Regions from separate parts of the Homo sapiens genome. Here region 1 is linked to region 2. The links are chromatin loops, found by intact Hi-C in ENCODE. Cell type or tissue: mammary epithelial cell. All regions are shown on one strand. Links, peaks and the distances in the headings refer to the core of each region. The heading gives the core; the rest is flanking DNA.

Region 1 (8,341 bases), core at 207-8,206, 55 kb after region 2:
TATTTTCTCATTTGTAAAATGAGGATAAAAATACCTCTGCCACAAAATTAGTATGAAGGTTCAATAAGGTGACAATTAGTTAATGAACTTCTAAAATGTATTAACTGAATAGAAGAAATTCAGGTCCCTGCATCTGAAACATCTGACTTTCTCAATGCTGTCACAGCTTGGGTGACCACACATGGAGGTGGGCATGACAGTCCTACGTTATGACTGCCATCTTGGTGTGATCAATAATAGCACTCCTTTCTTTCTTAACAGCATTTGGAGCTGGGCACGGTGGCTCACGCCTATAATCCCTGCATTTTGGAGGGCCAAAGCTGGAGGACTGCTTGAGGCTGAATGTTCGAGAACAGGCTGGGCAACAGAACGAGACACCATCTCTACAAAAAAATTTAAAATTAGCTGGGCATGATAACAGGCCCTGTAGTCCTAGCTACTTGGGAGGCTGGGGCAGGAGGACTGCTTCAGCCCAAGAATTTGAGGTTTCAGGGAGCTGTGATTGCACCACTGCACTCTAGCCTGGGTGACAGTGTGAGACCCTGTCCCTCTCTCACCAAAAAAGGGGTTTGGCTTGGACAATAGATCATATTGTCACCCTATTAATAACTAACTTACTGAGTGCTTCATATGAGCCAAACACTGCATCAGTTGTCCACAGCCTATGCTATACTGCCTTACCAAAGAGAGGAAGGTGTCAACTGTATCCTTGGGGTAAACAAAAGTGGCAATGTTTGTTGACCACGCATAGGAACAAAAACATTAAAACAAATAGCTTTCCCATTCTATGAAGCTAGCACAGCATTTTGGAATGATTCTAAAAATAACACCAAAAAATACAAATGTTTGGTAAACATAGTTATCACCTGAATTCTCTGAATATTTTGTCATGAGCTTAAGTTGTAAGCATGTAATCTCATAAACTTGCTAAGTATTCTCTAACATTTCACAATCTCACTAGTCTAATTTAAATAACATTACATTAAAAGTTTGGTATCAAATTATTACAGAGCTAAGTCACTGTGATAAAATACCTTTTTTACTTATGACCATTGAGAAAATGTACTGTGGTGAGAAGCTGCATATATATTAACAGGTAAGACAATCTCTGGTACAAGTCCTTGTTATGGTGGTAATTCAACTCATCCTGAAGCAGAGAACTCCTACTGCTGATGTCCCTGGGCACGTGATAGGTCTAATGACAGAAAACTTGTTGAAACATAGTCATCCAAAACAAGAAAATACTTCAGCGGCATAAAGCCAGGCACCAGGCTGCCAAGCAGCAGCTCTGATTTCCCAGCTGATCCCATCCCACCCCAAGCTGTGTGTCACAGCACTGCATTTCCTCACGTGTCTATAATGGAAAAACAACTGGATTGCATGTCTCAACTAGCTTGTTTTGATATAACCAGTAATCCAGATGGCACATAATCAATAAAATAAAAATGTTGGCTAGGCCCAAGGAGACAAAACCTCAAGCCTAAATCCACAGGAAATACTACTTTTCACTTACTTTTAAGTAGTGTTTTCTAACAAACTAAATAAGATGATCTAAGATTTAAAAACCCTTTAAAAATGCTTACACTTTATCACAGACCCACCGATGGTTTAAAGAAACATAGGTCAGATGGCTTTGAGTTTTGCAGGGTTCAACACTAAACATTTTAATGTGTGATAGGGATCCAACTTCCATTTTTTCTAAAAATATTCCAATAATACTGTGCTTTACAGTTTGCGTCCATTATTAAATTTGTCCAAAAATTTTGAGGCAGGTATGGAGGCTTGCTAAATTTTAATTTTGACATATTTATTCCATTTATTTTATATAAAGGAGCAGAAAAGTCTCAGACAAGTTCAATGACTGGTCTAAAGCCAGCTGTGTATGGTGGTGGGGCCGGGCTCAGATCCATCTCTACTTCCCTGTTCAATGCTTTTGTCTAGACATAATTGAGAAGCATTAACACTGAAAGTAAGAAAAGTTCCAAAACAACCTAAATCTGCCAAAGTTAATCTAATGCTAGTTGCACTGTCATGTTTACCTTCGATGCTTTTTCACATCTCTTGAAAGAGGATGACAGGAGAAGATTTATTACAAGTATGTATGTCTCCTTGAAGATAGAACTTAAGCAATTTTAGCCTTGGGCTGACTTTCACAAACTAAGGCGAGAAACTAAATCTTACAATGATGCAGGACAGAAAAATTCTACAATGAAAGCACTAGAATGTTACTGTTCTAAAAATAACACTTAAAGTAGATATGGGGCTTCCATTTTATGAGACACATTGTCAGAAGTTTAGGCGATACATATTGAGGAATTTTTAACGAGAAAATACCTGGAAAAAGAAAATACTCACAATGTTATAATACTGACTTGATCAACTCTAACTGAACTTTAAGGAAATTCTAAGGTGAAACTAATAGATCTATTGCCCCCCTCATTATTATTGTGTGATCTTTGGAAAATTACCTACCCTGGCTGAGTCTAAGGTAGCCAGGGTAAGGAATCACAGTAACTACAGTTAGTCCATACAGTGTGGACAACTAGGTACCAACCATCAACTTCACAGACTGCCAGAAAGGACTAAATAAGAAAAAATTATGAGAGTGAGTATTAACTTCTCTTAACATCGCTTTAAAAATATTCAGTGAGAAAGACAACTAGAGCAGTAAACATTTTAGTGTAGTGGCTAATAGACACAACTATACAAAAAATATCAGGTTCTCTCAAAAATCAATTGGCTATATTTGGTGATTAGTAATGTAGCTGGGGTTGCAAAATTACCAGGAAAAAAAAAAGATTTTAAAACAAGAAACATATAAAGATTAAGAGGATAACATATAAGGAAGAAAGGAATTGTTCATCGGGGAAACTATGCTTTTATGCATCTAATAAAATATTCTCAAAATATAGAGAGCAAAAATGGATAGAACTAAGGGGAAATTATATATCTATCATTCTCATGGTAGAAGACTTATACCTCTAAATTTTTGCTATATCAAAAAATTAGTTATATCAAAGATCTAAACAATACAATTAAAAGGTTGACTTACCAGACTAGTATGAAACCGCAGACCCAACAATTATAAATATACAATCTACTCAAGCACAGATGGAACATTTCTAAAAAACTGATGACACATGAAGCCATAAAATAAATATTAACAAACTGCAAAGAATCAATACCAGATAGACCAATTAATTAGATATCAGAAACAAAAAGATAAATAACTCCCCTGCAAAGGTTTAAAACTTTTAAACTATAGCTCTAAACAAGTCTTTGCTTAAGGAGGAAATTACAATGGAAATTACCAACTTTAAAAATATTTTGTATTAAAATCACAGAATTCAGCTAAAACATTTCATCACATCATTTAATATTTAAAGCATTAAAATTTAAATGCTTATGTTAAATAAAACAGAAACCGAATTAGATAAATGCCTATGAAATCAGAAGAAAAAAACAAGGATGGAGGAAGGAGAGAGTAATAATAAAAGTAGGAAGTAACAAACTGAAACAAACAAAATAGGATAAACAAAGTTTGCATTGGTTCTTTGAAAATACAGTCAGCCCTCCATATCTGAGGGTTGCACATTCATGGATTCAATCAACCATGAGTCAAAAATATTTGGAAAAAAACTGCATCTGTATCGAACATGTACAGACTTTTTTCTTGTCATTATTCCCTAAACAATACAGCATCTATATAGCGTTTACATTGTGTTAGGTATTATAAGTAATCTAGAGATGATTTAAAGTATACAGCAGGATGTACACAGGTTAAATGCAAATACTACACCCTTTCATAAAAGGGACTTGAGCATCCAAGGATTTTGGTAGCCACGTTGGCGGGGAGTAGTGGCCCAGGAACCAATCCTGCTTAGACACTGAGAGATTACAGTGATAAAGTGGACAAAATTCTGCCAAGATTAACAGAGAGAAAAAAATGAGAAAACAGAATTAGAAATTAAAAAGGATACAATTATAGCAGAATTTGAAGGATAAAAGAATGCTATAAGTAACTTTATGTGAATAAGCTGAAGAACTTGGCTCAAATTGATAAATGTCTAGAAAATTTCAAAGTAGCAAAGTTTATCTGAGAAGAAAAGAAAGCCCAAAGAGGCTTATGACTAGTAAGGATTCAGTCATTTAAAAAATCTTCCCACAGAGGAAACAACAGACCCTGAATGGTTTCATAGATGAATTCCGACAGTTTTAAAGAACAAATGATAACAATGTTATAAATAAATGCTTGTAAAGAAAAGAAAAAGAAACACTCACCAACTCATTTTATGAAATAGTATATATTTAAGTGAACACCAGCAAATAATGACAAAGAAAAATCATAAGCAATCCCTCTCTCATAAACATAAATGCAAAAATCAAGAATATAAAAATATTAGTAAACTAGCAAACTATGAGGTGGGTGGATCAACTGGGGTCAGGAGCTCAAGGCCAGCCTGGCCAACATGGTAAAACCCCACCTCTACTAAAATTACAAAAATTAGCCATGTGTGGTGGCACACGCTGTAATCCCAGCTACTCAGGAGGCTGAGGCGGGAGAATCACTTGAACCCAGGAGGTGGAAGTTGCAGTGAGCAGAGACTGCACCACTGCACTCCAGCCTGGGCGATGGAGGGAGACTCTGTCTCAAAAAAATAAATAAATAAAATAATTAGCAAACTAAAGCCAGCTCTGCATTAAAAAATAACTATTATTTAGGACCAAGGTGGCTTAATCCTGAAATGCAAAGGTGGCTAATGTTTAACATTAACATTCACTACATTAACAGATTAAAGGTGAAGAACAATCTGACAGCTCAAAAGATGCAGGAAAAAACTATGATAAAATGCAATACCCATTAATGATTTAAAAAAATAGTAGCAAACTGGAGATAGAAAGGAATTTCCTTTTCCTGATATCTCCAACAAACCTATAACAAACATCTTTCTTTACGGTGACGTATTAAAAACATTTCCTTTAAACACCAGGATCAAGGCAGGAATGCCCATACCACGGCTTTTACTCAACATTAAGGAGGCTCTCATAAGTGGAGTAGAACAAGGTAAACAGAAAAGATACGTGGTTGGAAAGGAAAAATAAAGCTGTCATTATTTTTAGCAGAAGTAATTATCTGGTTAAAAAAGCTTGTAAAAGTCTATAGACAAATTCTGTGAATTAATAAGAAAGTTTAGCAAAGCTGCTGTAAACAAGAGCACTATACAAAAATGGACAAACAGCATTTTTAAACACCAGTAACAAACAATCTGAATATATATACTGCTTATAGTATCAAAAAGGAAGGGCATCCAGGACGAAGCCCAACAAAAGCTGACCAAGGCCCTGGAAGAAAATTTTAAAACTGTATTCAAAGACTTTTGAAAAGACCCAAGAAATGGAGAGATATGCCATATTCATGGATTCAAAGATTCAATATTCAGAGATATCAGTTCTCTCCAAATTGGCCTAGAAATTTAATGTAATCCCAATCAAACTCTTACCAGAATTTTTCAAAAATTAGATAACCTGATTCTAAAATGTATATGAAAGAATACAAAGGTCCAAGAGTAGACAAGAAATTTTGAAGAACAAATCGAGGAAGGCCTATCCTTCCAGATATCAAGGCTTATTATTACTTATTAATAATAGTAAGCTTATTACTATAACTTATTCCAAAGCTCTAGTAATACAGACAGCATGGCTTTGATATTAGGACAGACAGCTTAAACAATGGAATGAAAGAGAATCCCACAAACTGACAATTGCATGTACATGAGTAATGGCACTGAAGAAAGGGTAAATTACTCACTAAATGGTGCTGGGACAGTTTGTTACTCACACGGAAGAAAGTAAAATGGATTCCCGCCTTATGCCAAACCCAGAAAGAATTTCCAACTTGATTAAAAATTGAAAGAGAAAAGAAAGCATTAAAATGTTTAGAAGAAAACTGAAGAGGCTGGGTATGGTGGCTCACGCCTGTAATCCCAAAACTTTGGGAGGCTGAGGTGGGAAGATTGCTTGAGGCCAGGAGTTTGAGACCAGCCTGGGAAACACAGTGAAATCCTGTCTCTATAAAAAATATAAAAATTGGCTGGGCATGGTGGCATGCCTGTAAGCCTGGGCGAAAGAGCAAGACTCTGTCTCAAAAAAAGAAAAAAAATATAAAAACTATTAACTATAAAGACAAGATTGATAAATCCAACAATATTAAAAGGAAAGTGAAAACACAAGCCATAAACTGAGACAAGACATATGCCTAAAAAGGATTATTATTTCAACTACCAAGAATTTCTGAAAATCAGTAAGAAAAAGACAAATTTCCAAGTAGGAAAATGAGCATGAGACAAAAAGACATCTGACAGAAAACAAAAACGAAAAATAAGCCAGGTGTAGTGGCACATGACTGTAGTCCCAGCTACTTGGGTGGCTGAGGCAGGAGGACTGCTTGAACCCAGGAGTTTGAGGGGCCAGCCTGGGCAACCTAGCAAGACCTTATTTCTAAACAAGACAAAACAAAACAGAAAATAAATAAATAAAAAACCTTAAAAGTAATCAGAGAACACTGCTGCTAATTAAGACCTTAAAAGTAATCAGAGAACACTGCTGCTAATTAAGACCACAATAGCATTTCATTTTATAATCACAAAATGGGCAAAATTAAAACTTTTGACAAAATTAAAAGTCAATGAGGATGCTGCACGATAGAAACCATTGCTGAGAGGAGTATAAATTAGCAGAAACATTTTGAAAAACAATTTGGCATTATCTCATAAACTTAAAGACATGCACCCCTTACAAATCCAGCAGTTCCAATCTTATACATGGATATACAGAAGAAAGTATAAAAATGTTCACAGCAGTATCACATGAACTAGCAAAAACCTGGAAGAACCTGTGTGCTCCACGTGTGCTCCATGACAGGAGAATGAGTAAATAAATGATGGAATATTATCTGCAATTGAAATAAATACACTGCAGCTACATGCAACACAGATTAATCTTAGGCATAAAATATATATTTTTTAAATAACAGAAGATTATAAGCAGTAAAATACCATTTTTGTAAAGTTCAAAAAACTGAACACCACACTTCTTAGGAATAAATAATGTGGCCAAAAAATGATAAGAATTGAGCACTATGCTTTCCTCTGGGAGGCAAGCGGGGCAGAGATGGGTTCAGAGAAGAGCATGTGGTAATGTTTTACTTCTCAGGTTGGAGAATGGCTTCATAGCTGTTCTTTCTACAAATACTGTGTTATAACATTAAATATTAAATAAAAGAGAAATTCATTACTTGGAGAGGCATCTCTTTCTGCTCTAATCATTTACAAGAAGAATCTCCTGAACTGAAATGAGCCTCCTTAGAATTCCCTTCCACTATTCCTAGTAATATTGTTTTTTCCTAGAATGACTTTCTTCCTTTACATGGTATCCTTCAAATGGTATATGAAAGACTTGAGTTTCATTTTTCTAGTCTAAAAATGTCTTTTCTTAAACCCCTCCTAATGTGAAGTGGCTTCCAATTTTACAAATAAGCAGCAGCCACCCCTCAGGATGGTTTCTAGTTCATCAGCATCACTGTAAAACAGGCCCTCCAAAATTGATCAAACACACTGGGACTGGCAGCCCAGCTCCAGGCAATATGCTGAGGACAAAGGGATATTGTGGGTAAAGATAAGGATAGTGGCAGTTTCTGTAGGGGTGGAGGAGTTAGTTGGAAACTGAGGAATTGAGGACAAAAGGGAACAGAGGCAGCTACTGTGAAGCAGGGGAAAGGGTGGGGCAACCAAGCATCTGGACTACTCAGGGGCTGGGCTAAGTCAATTAGGACACATATATTCACACATCTGGGGAAAATTCAGTCTGAGAAAGTGGGATGGGAACAGAACCTTAGAAATGCAAAGGAAAGGTAAAAGTATCAGACTTTTGCTCATTTTCAGAAATTTACCTAAAACCTGATGTGAAGAAATTGCAAATCTAGGGCACAGACAAATAGATCCTGCCTCCATTAGGAATCAGGATCTGGGGACAGTGAGAGAAAGAAGAGGAAAACTCTGAGTACCCAAATGATCTGGGCGTCGGGGACAGCCTAGCTTCCCCATGGCGGGGGGGGGATGTGGATGGGAATTGCCTTACTGCATTTTGTGTTGCTATAACAGAATATCTGAGACTGGGTAAATTATAAAGAACAGAAGCTTATGTAGCTTACAATTCTGTAGGCTAGGAACTTCAAGACTGGGCAACACATCCGGCAGCTCCTGGTGAGAGCCTTGTGCTGCATCAAAGCATGGCAGAGAAATGGAAGGGGAACCTGATGCATATGTAAAGAGCAAAATACAAG
Region 2 (8,341 bases), core at 164-8,163:
CAAACAAAATATTAACTAGGAGCACATCTCTTCAGTATGCTAACCTCGACTGTTAATGTAATTTATATGTAATATTAAAAAACCCCTGGAAATACAGGATTGTGTCTATCAAAAGCAAATCTACTAGCAGAGCAGGGATGTAACTGACTCAAATGGAAATACATTTATTAGATGAGACATAGAAAGGTAACATGGATCTAATTAAGACAAATGAAAAACAACCACCACAGAACCAGAACCAACAAATACTTGCTCTTTTTCTTCCCAGTCAAAACTCTTTAACATTGCTTTTTCTCTCTCCTCCAACATCTGCTGAGAAAATGGTAAATTGCCCCGTCATTCTAAAGGAACCCATGCTAACATTGGGAAAGTGTCAGAGAAGTTAACACAGAAAATAAGGACGTCCATGGTCAGGAGAGTCAGCCCAGGACAGCAACGGGGCCTCTGTAGGAACAGGTACTGTGTCTGAACCCTGATCAGGCAGCTCTGGGAGTCAATGAAACCCCTGAGGCACACGACAAGAAGGGTTCTGTTTTTGTTTTCATGATAATCATAAGTCCTTCAGTAAAGGAGGTGTGTCTGCATAGGATCAGGGAAAATCCATGAAAGGAAAAATGGAAAAGGACATGAGTGCCCTTTGTAGACCATGAGATTTTCTCTCCAGGCATAGAGTACAACAAAAAGTGATGCAGAAAGGACAGTAACTTCTCAATGGGAAGGAGTCCAAGGGCAGGTGTATCACCAACAGATTGCACACAAGTGTGCAAGGAAGCAGGTGTGTGGGGGGAGGGCTATAACTGGGCTTTGTGGGCAGAGGCTCCATTCCTGTAGGGGCTCATAGCTTTAGAACCCAGGTCTCCGCCTGCCGTGGGGAATCAGGCAGCCAGCACCTCTACCCTGTTAGATAAACTTGCAATACAAAAAGGAGAGGGACAAATGGGACAATTTGATGTCACATACGGCTGCTATGGTCCCTTCCAAAACTCATGTTGAAACTTAATCCCCAAAGCAGCAGTATTGAGAGGTGGGGCCTTTAAGAGGTGACCGGATCATGAGGGCCCTGACTTCATAAACAGACTATCATGGGAGTGGGACTGGTGGCTTTATAAGAAGAGGAAGAGAGACCTGAGCTAGCCCATGAGCACACTCAGCACCCTTGCCATGTGAGGCCCTTTCCCATCTTGGGACTCTGCGGCGTCCCCACCAGCAGGAGGGCTCTCACCAGATGCAGATCCTCAACCTTGGATTTACATGCCTCCATTACTGTAAAAAATAAACTCCTCTTTGTAAATTACCCGGTTTCAGGTATTCTGTTATAAGCAACAGAAAATGGGCTAGGAAAGGGCCTACTGACTTCTTTCATTAAACAGGCAAGCAGAACCCTGGAATGGCTTCCTCAGACCATGTCCTGCTCAGACTTCACTTCCTGTCACTCTCCCGTTGTTCACTGTGCTCCAGACATGCCACTGACTTGCTGGTCCAGTAGCCTCCAGGTAAGCTCCTGATCCTAGCTCTCTCCTCTCTGCCTCAGATACTCTTCCCCCAGGTCGATCCATATGGCTCATTCTCACTTTCCTCAATGTCTTTTTAAATTACGCTTCTTCAACAAGACCTTCTCTGATGAGTAAAAAAAGGGGAGGGGGTCAGGATGCTGTCTCAGTGCCAATTCCAGGCACAATTGGAACAACCGGTTTCACTGCTGTCCCCCTGCCCCCAGGCAGCTGGGACCTCAGCATCGAAGTCTGTGCAGATGAACTCCCACTCCATACCCTCTTGCTCAATCAGGGCCTAACTCCCCTGCCTGCCAGCTTGGCCTCCCCCAGGTGCTCTCTGGTGTGGCTGATGTCCTGCAATTGGGCTGGAGTCCTCACCTTCAGAGCCACTCACCCACCACCAGAGACCGCCACTGCCCCCTCCCCATTAATCTAATCAGCCAGCACCTGGGATTATTTCAGTGGGAAGATTTATTGAAGAGGGGGTAGAACACACGAGTTTATTATTTTCTAATGAGTTTGTATTGTCCCTTTACAGTCTTCATAGAGAAAACTGGAGAGGCTGTCCTAACTTCACCTCAGCATTGGCCGTGGCAGCGAGGGCCTGCCCTGTGTCTTGTGCGTGCTCACCACCCTTTCCTCTGTACCTCTGCATGGCGCATAAACACTAGGCACAGAGACTTGAAAATCATCCATCTTTCCAAACCTCACTGAATTCACAACTGGCCAGCACTAGAGAGGACCCTGACCTCATGGCTGCACAGTCACTGGGGGGTGCAGACAGTAAATCCGGGATCACTGGACAGTCACACTGCAACAAGTGCTATGGGAATGCAGGCTCTGCACTTACCGGCTGCACAGCCAACACCAGATCCCACAACCACCCTGACCGTGGCCACACCCACCTCCTAGGGCTATGGCATGGGCTAAAGGAGAGAAGGGAAGGGAAAAGTGTGCACTGTGCTGGTCCTCGGGATGGTCCAGTTTGTCAGCTGCTAACAGAATCCTTTCTAAGCAGGGTGGACATCAGACACCTCTTTGTATCAGTGACTAGTGGGGTGTCTTCAATAAATATTTACACAAACAATGATAAAAGGAGCAAGAATATTAGACATAAATGACTATAATTTGGAAACAGTTTACATCTGTAAGTTCAAATTCTTTTTCTATAATTAACCAGTTTCAAAAATCAGTAAAATTATAAAGTTATCAACAAATAGGTAACATGTAACTAATTTGCTGACTACACACACACACACACACACACACACACACACACACACATCTGCATTTCTGAAGTGACAAAACAAAATTAAAATAATACTGCTATTAGCTTCTCATAAGCTTAGGCCAAGGTGTATGTGAAATACTGAAGAATGCATGACTCCTACACAGACTCTTCCCTAACAGTCATGTTTCATCTGAAACCCGTGAAATGTGGTGTTTGCACAGCCACATCCTCATTTCAGTGTCTCTTACCTATTAACCCTTACCTAATAACTCTAAATGATTCACTCAACTTCCTTGGTTTGAATAATTGCTGCTCCCCAAACTTATTTTCTCATTTTAATGGTGAAAGATCCCCCTAAGATCCTATTAAAAAGTACATCCTATTAACTTTCCTTTACATTGCCTAAGAGGTAAAAAGCCAGACGTGTGCAATTAGGAGGTGTGTCTTACGAAGGATTATGCTCCTGCTAAGATGAAACTAAATTAATAAAGACAATAAAAACAACTTCACCTCCAGGAATCCGTAACAACTGCCCCCCCACTTCCCATGTAAAGGCATTCCAGAGCTTATTAACTGCACATTCTAAAGGATAGCCCAGGGCTTGTGACAGTATGTCATTTGCAGGTCATGTTACCACCTGTATTTTGTTCAGAATAACTGACAGAAATAAAGAATGTGACTGAGCCACCGAAATGACTAAGGCTGCCTGCATTCTATCAACATGTGATCAATCCTCCCTGATTGTCTCATCTGAAGAATTTCCAAAATTCCTGATGCAAGAGTTTTTAGCAATTTTTTTTTAACAACAACAACAAAAAAAACGGCTACAGTTGTGGCTGAAATATATGGAAAACTTGGGTAATGCCAAACAGTACATATTATGGAAATTTAAAAAACATATTAGATAAAAATATTCAATACCATTAGTTAAAAGTAGTATTCACTATAAATAATGCTGCTGCGCTGAAGTATTCTTACAATTATTAGTATAAAAAGAGAATCAACTAGCATTACTTTAAAATGCTATAATATTATAGGTATTTTATATATAGAAGCTCTGTAAGAGCTTTCTTCTCACATCTCCTAAGTTTGAAGGTTTGAGGTGTAATGTTAAAAGGATCTGTGGTGAATGACAACTTGTTGAAGGCTGAGGTGAGCTGATGGCCTCATATTTCCTTCTAGATCTATAGGTTACAACGTTAAACCTAATCCCTCAGAACACTAGCCAGAACACCCTTCCCAGGAAAGCTGGTCTCTAACTTCTATGGCAATTCAGTCTCCCTCTTCCTGGGAAGGAATGGAGGCATTGAGTGTGGCCCATCACAGCCCTTCCCTGCTCTAAGACAGTGACTCTTCTTTAAAAAATTGAGATAAACATCACATACCATATAATTCACTCTTTTCAAGTGTACACTTAAATGGTTTTCAGTATATTCACAAAATTGTGCAACTTTAAAAAACTGAGATAAACATCACACACCATATAATTCACTCTTTTCAAGTGTACACTTTAATGGTTTTCAGTATATTCACAAAATTGTGCAACCATCGTCACTAACTCCAGCACATTTTCTCACTCCCAAGAGAAACCCCGGGCCCATTCGCTGTCCCTCTCCATTCCTCCTTCCTTCAGCTCCTGGTAACCACTGATCTATTTTCTGTCTCTATGGATTTACCTGTTCTGGACATTTCATATAAATGAAATCACACAATAGAGGTTTTTTGTGTCTAGTTTGTCGCACCGAGCGTAATGTTTTCAAAGTCTATCCATGTTGTAGCAATACTTCATTTCTTTTTATGACCAATTTTCCATTGAGTGGATACAAGGCTTTTGTGCATCCAGTCATCTATTGAGTGGTTTCCACTTTTTGACTATCATGAATAATGCTGTTATGTACATTTGTGCATACATTTTTGGGTGGGCATATGTTTTCAGTTCTATTGGGTGAGAGTTCCCTACCACCTGGGAGTGGAACTGCTGGGCCATCTGGTAACTCTGTTTAACTTTTTGAGGAGCTATGAGACTGTTTCCCAGAGCTGCTGTACCCTTTTACATTCTCACCAGCAACGTATGAGGGTTCCAATTTCTCCACATCCACACCAACACTTGCTACTGCCCATCTTTTTATTATATCCATCCCAGTGGGAATGAAGTAGTCTCGCACTGTGGTTTTGATTTGCATATCCCTAATGATGCTGAACATCTTTTCATGTGCTAATTTGTCATTTTTGTATCTTCCTTGGAGAAATATCTCTTCAAACCCTTTGCTCACTTTAAAATGGGTTGCTTTTCTAAAGATTAAACTCTGATCAGATACATATTCTCCCATTCTGTGGGTTATTTCACTTTCATGGTAGTGTTCTTTGGATACAAATTTGAACTCATTAAAATTAAAAAATTTGTCCCCATTAAAATAAAAAAAATCTTCTGTTTCTTTGGTTGTTTATGCTTTAGGTGATGTATCTAAGAAGCCATTGCCTAATCCAAGGTCATAAATGTGTATGTAATCCTATGTTTTCTTCTAGGAATATTCCAGTTTTAACTCTTAAATTTAGGTCTTTGATCTATTTTGAGTTAATTTTTGTATATAGTACAAGGTAGGAGTCCAATTTCATTCTTTTGCATGTGGAGATCCAGTTTTCCCAGCACCATTCTTCGAAAGGACAATTCTTTCCCCAATTAGTTGTCAACTGAACATAAATGTATGGCTTTTTTTTTTCTGGAATCTCAGTTGTATTCCATTGACCTGTATGTTTATCCTTATGCCAGCACCACACAGTCTTGATTACTGTAGCTCTGTAGTAACTGCTTCAATTGGGAAGTGTGAGCCCTCTAGCTTTGTTCCTTTTCAAGATTGTTTTGGCTATTCTGGGTCTCCCACATTTCCGTGAGAAATTTTATTAGATTTGTCATTTTCTATAAAAAAAAGCAGCTGAGGTTTTGATAGAGATTGTGTTAAATCTGTAGGTCAATTTGGGGTGTATTGCCATCTTTAACAATAGTAAGTCTTACAATCCATGAACATGAGACATCTTTCCATTTATTTAGGTCTTCTTTCTTTCAATAATGTTTTACAGTTTATACTTTACAAGTCTTGAATTTCTTTTGCTAAATTTATTCCTAAGTATTTTACTCTTCCAGATGCTATTGTAAATAGAACGGTCTTCTTAATTTAATTTTTAGGTTGTTTATTGCTAGAATACAGAAAAACAATTTTTGCATATTGATCTCATACCATGCAACCCTGCTGAACTGGTTTATCAGTTCTTTTTTTTTTTTTTTTTTTTTTTTTTTGAGATGGAGTTTTGCTCTTGTTGCCCAGGCTGAAGTGCAATGGGATGAGCTCGGCTCACTGCGGCCTCTGCCTCCCAGGTTCAAGCAATTCTCCTGCCTCAGCCTCCCTGGTAGCTGGGATTACAGGTGCACACCACCATGCCCGGCTAATTTTTTGTATTTTTAGTAGAGACAGGGGGGTTTTGCCATGTTGACCAGGCTGGTCTTGAACTCCTGGCCTCAAATGATCCACCTGCCTTGGTCTCCCAAAATGCTGGGATTACAAGCATGAGTCACTGCACCCAGCCTATCAGTTCTCTGTGTGTGTGTGTGTGTGTGTGTGTGTGTGTGTGTGTGTGTGTGTGTATTCCTTAGGATTTTCTATATACAAGATCATGCATGTCATCTGCAGAGAGATAATTTTATTTCTTCCTTGTAATATGAATGCTTTTAATTTTTTTCTTGACAAATTCCTATGGTGAAAACCACCAGTACAATATTGAATAGAAGGGGCAATGGCAGACATTGCTGTCTTATTCCCATCTCAGAGGAAAGCTTTCAGTCTTTCACCCTGAGTATAATGTCAGCTGTGGGCTTTTTCTAGGTGCTCTTTTTAGGCTGGGGATCAGCATTGACTCTTGATTCCTTATCCGCAGTTACTGCCAATCAATCCTGAAGTCCTGATAATTTTATCTCAATATATTCCTTGTAGTTTTTCCCTTCCATACTCATCCTCAATGCCCAGGTTTAGATCCTCATCACCTCTTGCCTAAACTGTAAGGCCTTTGGGGTACGTAGGGTCTATGTGCATATATGTTTTACTTACCAAAAAAAGTTACATTCATTAAACAAAACCAAAATGCTGTGGAAAATGAAGACAAGAACAGGCAGCAGCTACCAGAAATAAAAATATCCTTGCCAAAACAAAAACAAAAACCAAACCAAAAACAGTGGGAAGAGCAGGAGGATAAAATCAAGGCAATCTCCAAGAATAAAGCAAAAACACAGGAAGAAGAGATAAATCAAATGGAGGAACTTCTGTTTCATCAGCATAATGGGTCTGCTATTTCCAACAGTCCTGAATGAAACAACTAAACTCTGGATAAAATATTTAAAAGAATTTTTTTTGGTAAATGTGTTGCTGAGAGAAGAATAAAATGTTATCAAAATGATGTAGATCATTCCAGCAGATTAAAAAACAGATGTTTTTAAGTATATGGTCATATTCACTGTATTTTTCTATTTGTTTTCATCTATTTCTTGGATAGATTGTTTTCTCCCTGCCTTCAATCTCTGTACCCCCCATCTATCACCCATACTGAAACCTTAACTTTTTGCCTGCAGCTTATATCTGCTCATGTCACTTCTCTGCTTACAAACTTCAAACCTCTAAGGCCTCCCTATTCCCTCCCCAGTCATATATAAGCCTCTGAGCAGACATAAAGAACTCTTCAGGACTTGATCCCAGTCTGATTTTCAACCCCCAAACAACAGCCCCTCCCTTCTGTTCCAAGTTCCCTATCATCAAGCAACCAGGACTAATATATTCTCTAACCACTTTCTATCATACCTTACCTGTTCCTCACTCCCTCCTCCCTACTGTGGCTTAAGCTAGGGTAAAATCTGAAGCAGAAGCAACTAAGCCCAGATTAATGGTCATTTCTGACTCCACGAGGCAAAATTCAACACTTCTCTATTTATAATAGTGTTCTCACAGCACTGCATTGTATCATTTTTCACACTGTCTTGTACATGTATATATCATCCATCCTGAAAGATGTCATTCAAATGAATTAACACACATGAGGAGAAGTGGTGGTGGGATTAAATAAAAGTTGTGGTTTTAGTGTTCTAAATAATTTAGTTCTAAAACATCTCTATCGGAAAAAGGTTTTATGGTTGACTTGGGAAAGAAAGTAGAATAAGCAAAATCACTGGGCAGGATAAGTTAACATGGAGATTTTTCAAACTGTGCACCAGTATCTACTAATGGTTTGTAAAATCTGTACAGTAGCTTGTGACCTGCATTAAAAAAAAAAAAGAAGAAAATGGGACAGAAAATATATAGTGCACAGCACAGAGGGTAACTTTAGATTTGTGGTACTTTTGTTTCAGTTTCACTCCCACATATATGTACATATACACCTAAATGTACATACATGTATCTGTACAATAGATCATAATGTAAAATGCATTTCTTACTGCAGGTTTGCTCAAAATGCTTAAACGCCAGTGAGTAAACAGTTCAAGGACAGATTAAAAAATCAGTGCTACTAAAGTAAAAAGAGAAGTCAAGGATATAAAGGCAGGTGAAAATGCTTAAGATGGGTGATCTCGTGGCTT

What was found. Hi-C counts contacts between places; a loop is a spot of excess contacts. Peaks named below come from ENCODE experiments on the same cell type or tissue, not always from the same donor. Only the 100,000 strongest peaks of a DNase experiment are listed, where the experiment ranks them.
Region 1: it touches region 2 in a loop (3-fold over the local background); 3 of 110 quality-filtered maps call a loop at or near these places.

What each region holds. Positions count from the first base shown.
Region 1 is chr13:23,823,279-23,831,619 of GRCh38, forward strand. All of the region lies in intron 14 of MIPEP (mitochondrial intermediate peptidase), which reads right to left. Among named protein-coding and RNA genes, the nearest start is that of PCOTH, 61 kb to the right of the region's middle. In mammary epithelial cell, for the core only: no CTCF peak of the experiment used is centred there; no DNase peak of the experiment used is centred there.
Region 2 is chr13:23,768,793-23,777,133 of GRCh38, forward strand. The region is part of intron 16 of MIPEP (mitochondrial intermediate peptidase); the gene reads right to left. Among named protein-coding and RNA genes, the nearest start is that of PCOTH, 120 kb to the right of the region's middle. RefSeq lists an enhancer at 8,012-8,061. In mammary epithelial cell, for the core only: no CTCF peak of the experiment used is centred there; DNase peaks (open chromatin) are centred at 2,919 and 3,359; H3K27ac peaks cover 1,681 bases.